Regions from separate parts of the Homo sapiens genome. Here regions 1 and 3 are each linked to region 2. Evidence: chromatin loops called from intact Hi-C (ENCODE). Cell type or tissue: heart left ventricle. All regions are shown on one strand.

Region 1 (5,000 bases), 560 kb before region 2:
TTCAGTAAACATTAGTTCCTTTTCTTTTTCCTTCTTTTTATTATCCTTCTGTACCTTTTTATTCACATAGAGAAGACAAAGTAATGCGCTTTGCTCCTTATTTTGTTTTCCTTCTCTTCAACGTCTTATAGCATATGGGCACTATATTTGATTACATTATTATGATTGTTGCACTTTCGTTTGACCATACAATTAGATCTGTTATTTGTACTAGCTCTCAGTTTAGGCTTAATCCTTATTTAATTAAAAGCTGCTTTAGGGAAATACACAGTCAGTTTGGACCTGAGCTTCCCAGTAGGAATCTGTTGACAATATTGTTGTCTTTCCGTATATTCAATCAAAGGCTCTTGTTGGAACTTTTATTGTGTCTTTGTGCCATGTTTATAATCTCTAATTATAGGGAGGTTCATTCAGAGTCAAAGGTTTATAGCATTTTTAGAGCTCGAAGATACCTCAGGGTCTATTTCTTACAGTTTTCTTGTTGTGTAGTTGAAGGTTCAGGGATCCTGAGAGAACAAGTCCTTTGGCAAACATGATGTAGGGAAGGGGAGAGCAGAGACCAAAGTCCAAGTTTCTTAATTCCCCAGTGGCTTGTTCTCTTCACCCTAGTATGATCTGTCTTTACATTTCCATGAACTCTAGTTACATAATGTTTAGCTCTCTTCTGAAATTTACTGTCACAGCATTCGAACAAAGTCTGCTCATTTATCAGATTATACAGCTGATTTTTTTTTCTAAGACTCTTCGTCTTATATTCCTTATCAAGAAGCTCGGGATTAAGTCATCCGATTGTTGCTTATTTCTCCCCCCAATAAATCACTATGGTTATTTGGAATGCTGGTAAATTGGGGCGACCATTTTTTTCTTATGTCATTTTAGTACGAAATTTGAATCAGAATTCTAGAAGCAGAATCCACAACCTAAATATAATAGCTTTCTAAGTATTTATTTGTTTGCTTTTTAAATCTTCATCTCTGAGAACTAGAGGATACCCTTTAGGCAGGAACGTTAGTGTCATTTAAGTCTTAGGGACTGAAATATTAACTCAAAAATTTCTCAAAACCTATCAGAAACTTTGCTCCAAAACTTACTTAATGTGAAATGTTTTGTGTATTACAGGAGCTTTAATACCCTTGCACAATTACAGCCCAACAAGTGTATGTTTTCCAAATTTTAATTAAAATTAATTAAGTTTAAAAGTTCATAACCTAACTACTGCTCCGATCATTTTTAATTTGGGATGTGTCTTTTGTTTCCTTATTTGAATGCTTATTATGGAAAGGTATTCTCATTAATTTGGGAGCTACCCGTACTTGAAGGTAGTTATTCTTCTGTCATTGCCAATGAACTGCTTGTTTGATAATTAAGATTTTTTTTTCCTCTGTCATTTTTCTAGTTCAGTGCCTCAGATTGTGGGAACAAGAAGTTCTGTATTAGGAGTCCTTTGAACTGTGACCCAGAGAAGGAGGCTTCCTGTGTCTTCTTGTCCTTCACAAGAGATGACCAATCGGTGATGGTTGAAATGAGCGGCCCCAGTAAAGGCTATTTATCCTTTGCATTGTCTCATGATCAGTGGATGGTTGGTACCTCTCACTTACATAAGTGGTAACAAAAGGAGAATCACGGCTAGGCATGGTGGCTCATGCCTGTAATCCCAGCACTTTGGGAGGCCGAGGCAGGTGGATCACGAGGTCGGGAGTTCAAGACCAGCCTGGCCGAGATGGTGAAACCCCACCTCTACTAAAAATACAAAAATTAGCCTAGCGTCGTGGCGGGCGCTTGTAATCCCGGCTGCACGGGAGGCTGAGGCAGGAGAATCACTTGAACCTGGGAGGTGGAGGTTGCAGTGAGCCAAGATTGTGCCACTGCACTCCAGCCTGGGCGACAGAGTGAGACTCCATCTAAAAAAACCCCCCCAAAACAAACAAACAAAAAACCAAAAGGAGAATCATTGAAACTGTTTGTTCCAGGGTCAAATGATCATCCAGGAGAAGCTAACTTAGAACAGATTCTAAGTTAAACGGCTTTGAGTACTGTATGATTTTAACAGTTGGGCAATTACTTCCAAGAACAGGCTGTCCTAAGGAAAGTTTGGAAGATCATTTTATTTCCAGTGTATTTGCCATTTTATGTCTGTCTGTCTCTTTGCGATAAAGCAGGAAATACAGTTAAGAAAAGTTGTTCTGCATAAAATGTCATGTTTTTTGTAATGCTTTTCAAACCAGAATTGTTTATTCAAGTGGCCAGAACTAAAACATGTGTTCCTGCTCTTTTGTCCTATTTTAGTAGTCATCAGTGCCTTTCCTAAAAAGAGAATTAAACTTGTATATCCAGGCAGCATGTATTACAGTAGGCTCCTTTGTCAAATCAGCAGAAGGCAGCATTTATTTTAAGCCGATTCTCACTCATCCTGGGTAGTGCTGAAATGGATTAAATGATTCTGTAGGTGGCAGCCTTGTGCTGTGGTGTGGAAGAGCAGAGGCCTGCATAAACATCTCGCTTTCCTAGGGAGCAGGAAGAGTATTGTGGCCAGGACGTGTATAAGTCCTGTTCAAGCAGAGTGGGCCTTGGGGCATAGGGATGACCAGAAATGGAGAAAGCCCCTTATTAGCACAGGCGTTCTTGTCTTGAGGGTTTTCTTCTTATCAGGATTTAAACTTAACACCACTTCTTTAGGGAATCATATTTCAGAAAAAGAAAAGGAACTCTGACATGGCTGTAATAGAAAAACTAATGCTCGTCCTGAAAGTGCACTTGATCACATTGGTCCTGGAGCAGTGTTTGCAAGTATTGTAAGACGCTGGATGTAACTAACTTTCTTTTTTTTTTTTAATTGTCCTAATTCTTTTTTTTATTCTTTTTTATTTTTATTTTATTTATTTTTATTTTATTATTAGTACACTTTAAGTTTTAGGGTACATGTGCACAATGTGCAGGTTTGTTACATATGTATACATGTGCCATGTTGGTGTGCTGCACCCATTAACTGGTCATTTAACATTAGGTATATCTCCTAATGCTATCCCTCCCCACTCTCCCCACCCCACAACAGTCCCCGGAGTGTGATGTCCCCCTTCCTGTGTCCATGTGTTCTCATTGTTCAATTCCCACTTATGAGTGAGAACATGCGGTGTTTGGTTTTTTGTCCTTGCGATAGTTTGCTGAGAATGATGTAGGATACCATTTCAGTATGTATATATGACCTACATATTTCACTAGACACCTCTAGAATGCACTTCTATCTTCTTTCATTAAACAAAAGATATACCTTAAGTCTATGAGATACAAAAGATACCATGTACTTAAAAAAATAACATATAAGAAATAATGAATCCTTCCCCTTCCAAGTTGCTTGTATAGGAAATTTTATACTTGCTCAGCTGATGCGCTGATTGTTCAAAACATCTTCCCCACTTCCTTTTGTGATTGCCATCAGACCTGTAGCATATTCTTTTGGATATTCTTAGTGTTGGCAAAAATGAACAATGTTTAGTGTATAAGGTGAATGAGGTTGAGTTGAAAATAAAATGTGACTATAAAGCAATAATGATAGGTGGTGGTAGTGCTGCTGTCATGTGAATGTGATAAAACTGGCTAGAAAGGAAATTCTGAAAATGAGTCCAAAAAGGATTAACCTGTTGAATGAATGTATAGTTTCATTAAGGTTCATCTCTGAGTTACAGCACTCATTTAGATATATGCTCTAGCCACTTAAAAAAAAATCCAACTTATTCCAGTCACTTTATAGCCAAGATTCATGCTATAGTATACGGATACATTTCCTTTTACTGGTTACGTAAAACCTGTAAGCAAGAGGGAAAGACTGTTACTGCATTCAGTATGGTAATGAGTAGCCCACAGGTAGGTCAGTTATTCTGTTCTAAATTGTAGGCATTGATGGCACAAAAGCATTTCTCTCTAATTCAAGATATATTTATCTTACTTAGAAATCTTATCTGTTTCCAGTATAGTACTCCTCAAAAATGTTTACAAAAAAGGCTTAATTACGCAGGTGCAGTTGATTTACAGAGAAATCCTGTTTAATGATTAAAATAATCTGTACACCTGTTTGACTAACTTGGGGGAAATGAATCATCCTCAAAATATATTTTTAAGTGGTTATTTCTATTTTTGGTTATTACTTTTAAAACTTTCAGGTATTTTTGTGACCTGCTATTTCTTTGGAGTGTATAATGTAAATTTAAATACTGAAGGTATCTGATGTCACGAATACTCATTCGATAACCTAAATTATACCCCTTTTTCAATTTGGCTTGTAAATTAATGTTAGCAATTATTTTGGTATGTTAGACCTCATCACTAAAATCAAAATGTGTAATTTACCCTATTTCTGATAATAATGACTTGCTAATGTGTGAATTTTAACTGAATTTCCAAGTACAATAAGTCCTCACTTCATGTCGTCAATAGGTTCTTGGAGCCTCTGACTTTAAGTGAGGCTACATACAGCAGTTCCTTGAATAATATCATTTCCTTCAATATCGTTTTGTTATGACATTGATGAGGAAAGAATATTGGCCATGTTGTATGTTGTTTTGCTTAAAGTCACAATTTTCAAGAACTTACCTATGAGTTTAAGTGAAGATGTACTGTACATACCTCTTTCCTATTTGAGATATTTTGTTAAATAATGTAAAGTCTATCAAGTATGCGCATTAGCTTCCTTCCTTCTCCTTCCACTGCGCTGTATCATCTTATTCCATACATGATCTCTCCATGCCCCAATTCCAGGATGTCCCCAATCCTGAACTCCCTTGGACTCCAGACTGTGATTTCCAGCTGCAGGCTGGTCTCGTCCAGATGTGTGTTCCTGGACAGCACAAAGCAACATCTAAAAGACTGAACTTTTTATTATGCCCCCTGATGTCTCCTTGTCTTCCCCATTCTTGGTGATCAGCAATGTTAGGAAAGCACCTACCATTGTTGATGGCTTGTTTCTTGTTGGGTACTGTCCTAGGCAATTTATAAACACATCAGTT
Region 2 (5,000 bases):
CTCCCTATAAGATGACAATAACTTCAGGTTTATGTTTGCCCTACAAGCAAAAAGAAATTATCTCTGGCCAGGTGTGGTGGCTCATGCCTGTAATCCCAGCACTTTGGGAGGCTGAGGCGGGTGGATCACCTGAGGTCAGGTGTTTGAGACCAACCTGGCCAACATGGTGAAACCTCGTCTCTCCTAAAAATAAAAAATAAAAAATAAATAAAAAATCAGCCGGGCGTGGTGGCACGCTTCTGTAGTCCCAGCTACTCGGGAGGCTGGGCTGAGGCAGGAGAATCACTTGAACCCGGGAGGCAGAGGTTGCAGTGAGCCGAGATTGCACCATTGCACTCCAGGCCAGGCAATAGAGCAAGATTCAGTAAAAAAAAAAAAAAAAAAAAAAAAAAAAAAAAAGAAAGAAAGAAAGAAAAGAAAAGAAAAAGAAAAAAAGAAATTATGTCTTTCTCAATAGCTTCAGAGTTCTCTGGGAGGAAACAATTTTCTTTGGCAAAGCTATGACCCATGCCCATTCCTCAATGTAACATTTGGCAAGGAGATAGAGCTTTCTCTTTGTCTAGGCATCCGTTTTATGTCCACTGTTGAGCCAGCCCCATTCATTTCCAGGCAAGAATGAAGTAAATGAGGTTGACCAAAGGCATGCTGGACAGACATAAAACATATGTCATCTCTCTTGGACTTAGTGCTGGGGAAGACACTTAACTTTTCTTTGTCTCAATTTGACCACGCAAAAAGGTAGTAGTAATCATACTTTCTTCAAGCAATGACAACATCTATCCACAAGTAAGCTGGATTGCAAACTGGCTGCTTTATTTCTCCCGGTCATCATCATAGGGTGTTAGAGATGGTTAAAATGAATGAAGCAACAGTGCCATAGTATCTACATTTCATGCCTATAAAAATCACAAGATGCTAGTAATGAAAGGGTTCATGAAGAGTCACCTGCCTCAGTCGTCTGATTTCAGGAAAAGTTATACTTGCACATTTCTAGGAAGAAGAAAAAAAATACATGTTTATGATTTTCATGGCATAGTATTCTATGATAACTCTTGGTAATGTTTTACCACCTTGATTCCATTCTTAGGAATCTCAGAAATGTCTTAAACTCAACTAGTCTTTCATGTTATTGCTTATATGAAATAACATGAAAACTCACATCCCATTTTTATATCTTTATTAATTTTTTAAAAAGGAAAAATATAGCTGGTCACTCTATTTTTAAATATCTTCATATATGGTACTTGAAAATGTTATTGTCATAAATTCCTCCACCAATCATTTGTTCTCCATACGCTAAACTCTTGATCCACTAAATTTTCTTTACAAGTTGCATTTTTTTAACACTTTGAATATATATATTTTAACTCTTCAAAATTTCTGAACAATCTCTTTCAGGGCAGCAGAAATCTGAGCTCTACCCATTTTTTCAGTAACAACTAAAAACTCCAGAAATGTCTTCAGAAGACGAAAGGAAGCATGTATCTGGAGAAAAGGTTATTCCAGGATTCTGAGGGAGTCCCAACACTTTCCAGACCATCTGGCTGAAATCTAATTGCTAATGAAATGAACAGATTTTTTTTTTATCCACAAGTATAGCCTGAAGGGGAATTAAGCCAGGATTTTCGAGAATGCCTGGCACAAAAGAGCTGTTGTCAAAGAAAGCTAAAAAGGATAGTGATAATGATAGTACATTAAACCATACAAAATATATATTTTCATTTGCTTTTGGAGAAGAGAGTTAGGGCTGCTTGTATAATGAATTATTATTACCCACTAAGTCAGCTGCACTAATTAGAATCAATTTAATTTCTCAAATCTATTATAAAAAATGAATACTAGCCAGGACTCAGATTTTTTTTTTCCTGAAAAAAACTGATACTGTAGCTTTAATTGTGCATGGAACTGAAAAGGTTGTCATGGAGATGGGAATCTGTGATAGGCCTGCTCCACTTCGCTGGCCTTGTTCTGAGCCTGAAGTGGAAGGTTCTATTGTTAGAGTAGGTTTTCAATTTCTTGCAATAAAACCTGTGTTTAGATTTTTTTCAGTGCAGTTTTGTTCCTGCTGCTATCTTTTGTTTCATGAAAACAGTGAGAGTGCTTATAATGACAATAATGAGACCATTTTAGAATATTCTATTTGTGATTGTTGGGGAGCACACAAAATGGTGTCCAACAAACTCTGATAGTCACTGCAGGCTCCTGCAATAGTTTGGAAACGTTTGCCACCTAGTGGCGGCAATTGAGAAATGCTGAGAGATAGTAAACATTGTTACCTTTTGGCTAGTAGGAAGCAGAAAGAAGAGTATAACTACCTCTATAAAGAGATTCTTCATTTCTTTTTTTCCTTAAGATATAGAACAATTCCGATTTCCCATCCTTATTTCGTTATTTAAAAAATAATATTTTAATGGTATTTGCTTATTTCATTTAAATATTGAAATTACGGACATAACATTGTTTATATCTTTCTATTATATTTTAACAATTATAAAATCTAAAGTAATATCCTGGCTTTTATTTCTGACTTTTTTGACTTCTCTTTTTTTCTTGACCTTGGGGTTTATAAATTGTGTTTTATTTTTGAAGGACCAACTTTTGGTCTTCTTTATTAATTTTATGTTTGTTTTCTCTTCATTGGGCTTCTGCCTGTGTCATCTTTTTCTTCAACTTTCGTTGGATTAATTTGCTTTTCTCATTGCTTCTTCAGATAGATATGTAGAGTGTTGATATTCAATATTCTTTTCTAACATATGCACATAAGCCTGCACATTTTACCTAAGCATAACTTTAGTTATGTATTTTGATATGTCAACCATGTTATCATTTATTTCCAAACATTTATTTCCAAACATTTTCTAATTTTCATTGTGATTACTTGTTTTCGCAACCGTGTTTTAACACCTATATACATGATAGCAATTATTAAGGTTTTTTTCTGTTTATCTTTTTGTTACTGCTTTCTAGTTTAATTCTACTTTCTGCAGAGAATAGAACCTCCTCTGAGATTTAAAATAAACAGATCCATCAAACAAATTATTATTTAATAGACTTCTGGCCACTATTTACACCTGGTGCTTCTCTTCATGCTGTTGCTTGGAATACCTTTAAGGATCAGCTAACATGTCAATTACCCAATAAAATATTGGCCAATTCCTTCTTTTGATATTTCCTTAATCACAATTAATTTCTCCTTCTATTGTGCTCCCACAGCCTTTTGTTCTTACTGCTATTACAATACCGCTTCCATTGCATTATATCTAGAGGTAAGCGTGTGTGTGCGTTTAGCCATCTTTTGCCAGATTAAGAATTTCCTTGAGAGAAAAATGCTTTATTACTTTTTTATTCCTCTGTACCTACATTACTAGCAGGGGTGTGGTAGGCTTCCCATAAATATTTACAAAATTAATGAATTGTCTGCCTTTTACTTTTCAGCCCCTCCTGAACCATTCTGCTTCCCGTTACCTTTATTCTTTTTATTCCTCCTCATTAGGATGGTGTCCCCTGCTACAGGGCCTTTGCAAATGGTTTCGTCTGCCTGGAATAACATTCTTTCCTTCCCTTTTTCACCTGGTTAACACGGACTCATCCTCTGGTTCTCAGTTCAGATATCTCCCTTTGAAGGAAGTTTTAACCCAGTCCCTGACCAGGAAATTCTCCTTATTATACACTTTCATTGTATAATATTGTTATTCTTAGTGTTCATAACATTTTTAAATTTTTCCACAAAAATAATTATAAAAGAGAAGTTATAAAATCAATCTGAAAAAAATTTAACCTTATTTAAAAAAAAACACAGACCAAAACTATTTGAAGGGAAAAATCCTCATTTGAATACTTGAGTTATTGCAAAAATAATCTCCCCTTAGCCTATATATACATTGAAAACACTCCGTTATGTCTCTTGGTGGAATTTTCACAGTCTGTCTTCAGTCAGTAAATGCACAAACAACCCTGAGCACATGTGTGGGTCATTATAGTGAAGAAAACACAGGCTTCAGATTCAGATCTGGTTTCCAATAGTATGGCTATTTCAAACCGTGAGATCTTGATCTTAGAATTTCGATTTCTTCATCTGTTAAATGGGTTTAACAAAAATCGTTTTATAGGACAGTTGGAAATATTAGCACACCCTTATTTTTTTTAAATCATCCTTGTTAATTCTTGCTAACCAAAATGTGCTAGGAAAGCAAAAATAAATAAGATATCGTCCTGGAACTCAAGTAGACTCGTGACGGAGTTCAATACATAAATCAATGATTATTACGATGAGAGATAACCCTGAGAGGTATGGATAATCCAGGACCGTGGACAGGTGGGCAGTGTGGTTAAGCAGGGATGGGTCCCCCAGTGCTGTCAGTGGGGGTAGGAATAAGCAGATGGTGTTGCCAATCTTCTCTTATATTAGAGGCATATTGGCTAATACATGTTCTAGCACACTGGTGGGGCAAAACCTTGTATCTTTCCAGACACTGGGCGCACGATTTAGGGCATATCTTTTAATCTCTATGTGCCTCAGTTTTGTCCTCTGTGATGATAGTAGTAGCTAAAACTTACAAAGCACTTACTAGGTGCCCGACACTCTTCTAATTGCTTTATGTATCTTAATTCCCTTAATCCTTACAACAACCGCATTTTACAGAAAAGGAACCAAGGACTGATAAAGTTAAATACCAAGTATCTTGCCCAAAGTCAAAGAAATAATTCAAATGGCAGAGCTGGGATTCAAACTCAGGCAATCTTATCTCCAAAGTTTCATGCTGAACCGTAACTGACTCTCTATAGTGCAATGAATAATAATAATGGCTACATATCCAGCACTAACCACATGGCCTGCACACAGGAAGCATTCCATCGATTTTGGCTTTGATTACTATTAGTTAACTCTTTAATTTAAAGTATTTTTTAAAAATTTAATTATCCAGGAAATATTTCAAAATCTTGTTTCTCTGGTTTTTACCAATAGATGTAAGCAGATTACTAATCATGGGCAATATTTT
Region 3 (5,000 bases), 460 kb before region 2:
CATCCTAGCAGAGATAGCAGTTGACCTGAGCGCTTGAGTCTTTCAGATTTGGACAAGTAAGAGTTAATTAACCAAGAGAATGATTCCGGGATAGGAGGTATAGGGAAGTAAGGGGGACACGGCACAGTCACAGCCCCTGAATTTCTAGATCATTATAGATAAACTGAATAATTTTTCTAGGTGCAGAATTTTTAGTAGGTAATGGAATGACATCTTACCAAATTGTCCATGAACAGGCTTATACATCCCCAGGTTATTATGTAAGGTATGTGATATTCAAAGACTCTATGTGTATACATATATACACATATATATTATAAATATGTTTGTGTCTATTAATGATCCTTAGCTAATTCATGTACATCAAAATCTTGTTTCTCTTCCATTAGATAGTTAATGAATGTAGATGGTTTTGGAATCAGAGGTACTGGCTTATTTTCCAACCTTTCCATTTAGTAGATGAGTGAACTCAAGAAAATCACTTAATATCTGAGAGAGTGCATTTTTTCAGGTGTACAATGATGGGAATAAGAAATATGTCAAAAATTTTTTTCATCAAGATTAAATTAGTATTTAGGTAAAGATGGTAATAGGCTACAATAAATGCTTAATAAATGGCAACTTTACTATTACTATTTACCTTATTGTACAAGTCCAGTTCTTAGAAATGTATATTAAATCTTGCAGGCATATTATTATTTCTTTCAGTGCTTTTACATTTGCTGAATGCCTCTTTTAACATATATAACCTAATACTGCAATTGACTTGTTTGGGAGAAAGACCAGAGTCTCATTCTTCCCCACGAACCAAGAAGCTACCAGATATCTTCATTTCCAGTATGAGAAAACTGAGGCATAGATGGACTGACTGATTTGGGCAAGGAGCCAATTCATTAAATAATAACACTCCTTGTCTTCCCATTAGATTCCCTATGGAAATCTTGGAGGGCTCGGTCTGAGGTCTGATTCTTTGTCATTATGGAAATATCGTATAAGATTATCCAATTAGATTGGTTTCTAGGCAGAGCCATCACTCTGAAGGCTAGGGTGCAAGCCAGTTATGTTAAAGTGGATTTACATGGCAAAGCAAGAAATGAGCCAGCTGTCAGTGTGTCTGCCTTTCAGTCCATTTCACTATTAAGAGTGAAGGCTCTGAGGTTTCATTTACCAACAGATTGGGTTCCAGACAATTGTAATTCTAGCTTGAAGATTTTTGGAAATAAGTATTTTGAAAGATGCCAACTGAAAGTTTACTTCCAAAATTTTTAATGGCCTCTCTTTGGAGAGATGAATACTTTGTAGGGGCCAGGGTTTATTGCATGCCTTAGATAGGCTTTGAAAGCGAAAACTAAAAAATAAAACCACACATTTTCCATCTAGGAGTTTTACTCTTGCATAGTGTAAAAAATAAAATATCTTTGTTATTTCATCATTAGATCTGTCATGCAAAGTGAAATTCTTTTGGGTTTATAGCCTTCCTTCCCCTCCCCTCCTCTTTCTTTTCTTCCCCTCTCCTTTCTTTCCTTCCTCTCCTCTTCCCTCCCCTCCCTTCTCTTCTCCCTCTTCTCCTCTTCCTTTTGGTGAGATTCTAACTGTAGGAGTTAGATTGCTTAATGGGTGCCCAGGGTAAAGACTGAAAGAATTACATTATGCAGTGAAGCAGTGGTGTGGGCAGGGTGAGATTTAAAAGAATATTAAGTTCCAAGAAATATAGTTGCCACAAACAGGTCTGTAGGAACTCCTTTAGAGCTGGAGGTTAATTAGAGTCCTTACTTCCTGTGAAATTTGAAGGCCTAGAGCATAGCCCAGATAGTGACATAGGGAGCTGCCACTTTGTACCCACATTAGTTGGCCATCAGCCACTTAAAAAAAAAAAACTCAGCAACAAAAATATTCCTTTGTATGTATTTAATTTCAACCTCATAACATAAAAAATACTTCAGAGAAAACATTTAAAAGCAATTTAAGTGTAAATTTCTTTCTGAGTGAAATTCCAAAGAGCAGTCTACTCTTCCTCACAGGCCTTGGAATTCTTAAATATGAAATCCTAAGCTATTTTGGTATTGCAATAGTAACCAGCCTTCTAAAGGGAGTCCCTGAATAGAATAATAACAGTAATTCAGTTGAGAAACAAAGGTCAAACCAGATGAATATCTCGTGTTAATTTTGTCCAAGGCTTTATTAACATACTATGGTTTGTCCGTTTGACATTTGATTTTTATCAAGCTATAGTCTTATCCCCACCCTTTATTTATATAGCTCTTTTGGAAATGAATATGAATGAAATAAAAATCACAACCTTTTAGGGTGTGGGGCAGATCAATTTTCCTTTCTTTGAATTTACCAAATCTGTTTGTGTGAGGAAGCAAGGAAATGCATTTTTTGGGGCCTAATGGAGTAAGTACATTATTATGTTTCCCAGAGCTATTGAAGGCAGTAAGCTCACTTCTAAGTGAGCAAGGTAAACACCCCTCAGTTTTGTCCTGAGCTTTGTATGACTACTGGGTCTTCTCCCCCATCCTAGGATCTACTAAGCACAAATGTACATATGACAAATGGAATGTAAACAAATGATACCCCATGGCTACACAGCAGGGGAAATGTACAGAAAGGTTCTTACATGCCATTACAAATGGTAGCCTCCAAGTGCCAAGTTAATTATGAAAAGGAGAAGCAGTGACTCCCTAACATACGGCTCAAAATAAAGACGGGTTTGTCCACAAAAAAGAATGTAACAATTCAGTTCTGTGCATTTGTTTATTGATGATCTCTTTTTTCCCCTTACGTCTTGACATTCCACCAAAGCAGGCTGCATGATCTTCCCCTTAGGAAACAACTCAGAGCTTAGGTTTATTTACAAGCTTTATTCTACTAAAGAGCAAAATGTTCCAGCTGATAGAATAGATGTTACATGGCAGCCTACTGACCTCTCTATTTGGGGAGAAATATTCAACTCCTACAGAGAAGTCCTAAATGTTAGCTGATTCATGGTCAGTTTTTTTTCTTTTGTATTTACTGAAGACCAAACCACTGACTTTAGTTTATTTCTTTTTTTTTTCACCAGTAGGATGTTTCTCTACTTCATGTCAGATTCTGCAATAAAAAAGTAGCTTTGGGCTGCGAATTTGAGCTTTATAATTTTTCACCTCCATTAGCTTCAAAGGCACCAAGTTCAGGCTACATTAGAGTTTCACCTTAACAAGAAAAGGATGGTAGGGTGTTGGGTAGGAGGAAGCCTAATCTTCACACATTTTGGGAATGCTGTGAGATCAGGGTATTTGCATGCGGGCTTCTAGGAGAAATGGGGAGACAACTATAGAACTGATCCTTTGATTCTGGGGCTCCAGGAACTTCTAGAAGCACACTGAGTAGTAAGAAAACTCACCTTGATATAGGAGACTATTGAAAAGACACATATTTCAGTTTAGGATGCTGATTATTTTTGGGGGAGAGATACTTTTGTGTGTATGACATAAATGTCTCTGATTTCAATCTGAAGGAAGCTGACCTCAGGTCCTCTCAGTAGGAAGGGGTATAAAAACTAATGGAGAATTATGCCATTTGGGGCCTAATAAGATTAACTCTAAAGACTAGGGAGGAGAGGTCCTAGCTCCAAATTGGTGAGCTCTGAGCATGAGTAAGTAGAGAGAAGAGAGAAGTCCAGAAAGAGAGGACCAGCATGATTGAAGTAGCAGTTGCTAGAGTACAGCTTATCAGAGGATGGGGCAGAAAATTCCAACAAAGAACTAGGAGAGCATGGGAGCCCCCTGGGATGAATGAAAAGGACTTGGACTTTTAGGAGTGGCACGCACTCACAGGCTAGGAGCTCAAGAGTCAAAGATAATTGCAACTGTTGCTATGTCTTTCGTGGTCTCCCTGGCTCTCTAGGACTGGTGTGGCCTGGGGAAGATCTTTCAGGGCACAACGGCCATTCCACTACCAAGATGCAAATTAAACACTCTATAGAAAAAGATTACAATTTGAAGACAAGCTGTATTTTTTCTAAAGTCGCATTGTTAAAGTATTAGAATAAGAGTTGAGAGCCCTTGCTTCATACAGCAATATTGCTGCAGCTTTTATTCCTATTACTGACAATAGCTTTTAGTTCTTTTCACCAAATCAAGGAGTTCTAACAGATTTAGTACTTGTAGCTAACATTCTGACTCAAGTGGCATGCATAATTAATTCCATATCATGGCCAGTTTAATTTCTTCCCTTTCATCCAAAAGTACACAGAGGTCGTGATTATATCCTGTATCCTCACTACCTGAATGAAGCCCATCTTGCCCCTTCTCATATTCCTTCCCTCCCTTTAACCACAGAATTGTCCTTCTAAGGGAAAACACAACTAACTGAATCTATTTGTTAATCTACCACCTCTCAAAGTGTCTAGGTCAAACTGAATAGTATATTTAGTGGAGAAAACACTTTCCATAGTCTAAATGGAATGTGAGCCTATGCATTCATGCTTTACTGAGTGGTCAACTCATATATGAAAAGAAGTGATCCCAGTACGTTAGGCATTCTTAGTCACAGGATGAGATAGGAAGTCAGCACAAGATACAGGTAGCAAAGACCTTGCTGATAAAACAAGTTGCAGTAAAGAGGCAGGCCAAAACCCACCAAAACCAAGATGGCTGTGAAAGTGACCTTTGCTTGTCTTCACTGCTCATTATATGCTGATTATAATACATTAGAATGCTAAAAGACACTCTCACCAGCACCAGGACAGTTTACAAATCACGGCAATGTAGGGAAGTTACACTATATGGTCTAAAAGAGGGAGGAACCCTCAGTTATGGGAATTGCCCACCCCTTTCCTAGAAAGCTCATGAATAATCCACTTCTTGTTTAGCATGTATTCAAGAAATAACTACAAGTATAATTAGTTGAGTAGCCCACACTGCTGCTTTTGCCTATTCTTTTGTTTCTTTGCTTCTCTAATAAACTTGCTTTCACTTAAAAAAATAAAAAAGAAAAGCAGTGATCCTTTCCTTAAG

The links. Peaks named below come from ENCODE experiments on the same cell type or tissue, not always from the same donor. Only the 100,000 strongest peaks of a DNase experiment are listed, where the experiment ranks them.
Region 1: a loop joins it to region 2, with 5 times the contacts of the local background. A loop is called at or near these places in 12 of 110 quality-filtered maps.
Region 3: a loop joins it to region 2, with 3 times the contacts of the local background. A loop is called at or near these places in 3 of 110 quality-filtered maps.

What each region holds. Positions count from the first base shown.
Region 1 is chr1:99,734,665-99,739,664 of GRCh38, reverse strand. It overlaps FRRS1 (ferric chelate reductase 1), which reads left to right. Exons shown (of 17, transcript NM_001361041.2): 7 at 1,397-1,579. Among named protein-coding and RNA genes, the nearest start is that of FRRS1, 29 kb to the left of the region's middle. In heart left ventricle, a CTCF peak has its summit at 2,456; no DNase peak of the experiment used is centred here.
Region 2 is chr1:99,177,688-99,182,687 of GRCh38, reverse strand. No RefSeq gene overlaps it. Among named protein-coding and RNA genes, the nearest start is that of PLPPR4, 84 kb to the left of the region's middle. In heart left ventricle, a CTCF peak has its summit at 2,234 (motif pointing left); no DNase peak of the experiment used is centred here; H3K27ac peaks cover 547 bases.
Region 3 is chr1:99,632,981-99,637,980 of GRCh38, reverse strand. No RefSeq gene overlaps it. Among named protein-coding and RNA genes, the nearest start is that of PALMD, 11 kb to the left of the region's middle. In heart left ventricle, no CTCF peak of the experiment used is centred here; no DNase peak of the experiment used is centred here; H3K27ac peaks cover 891 bases.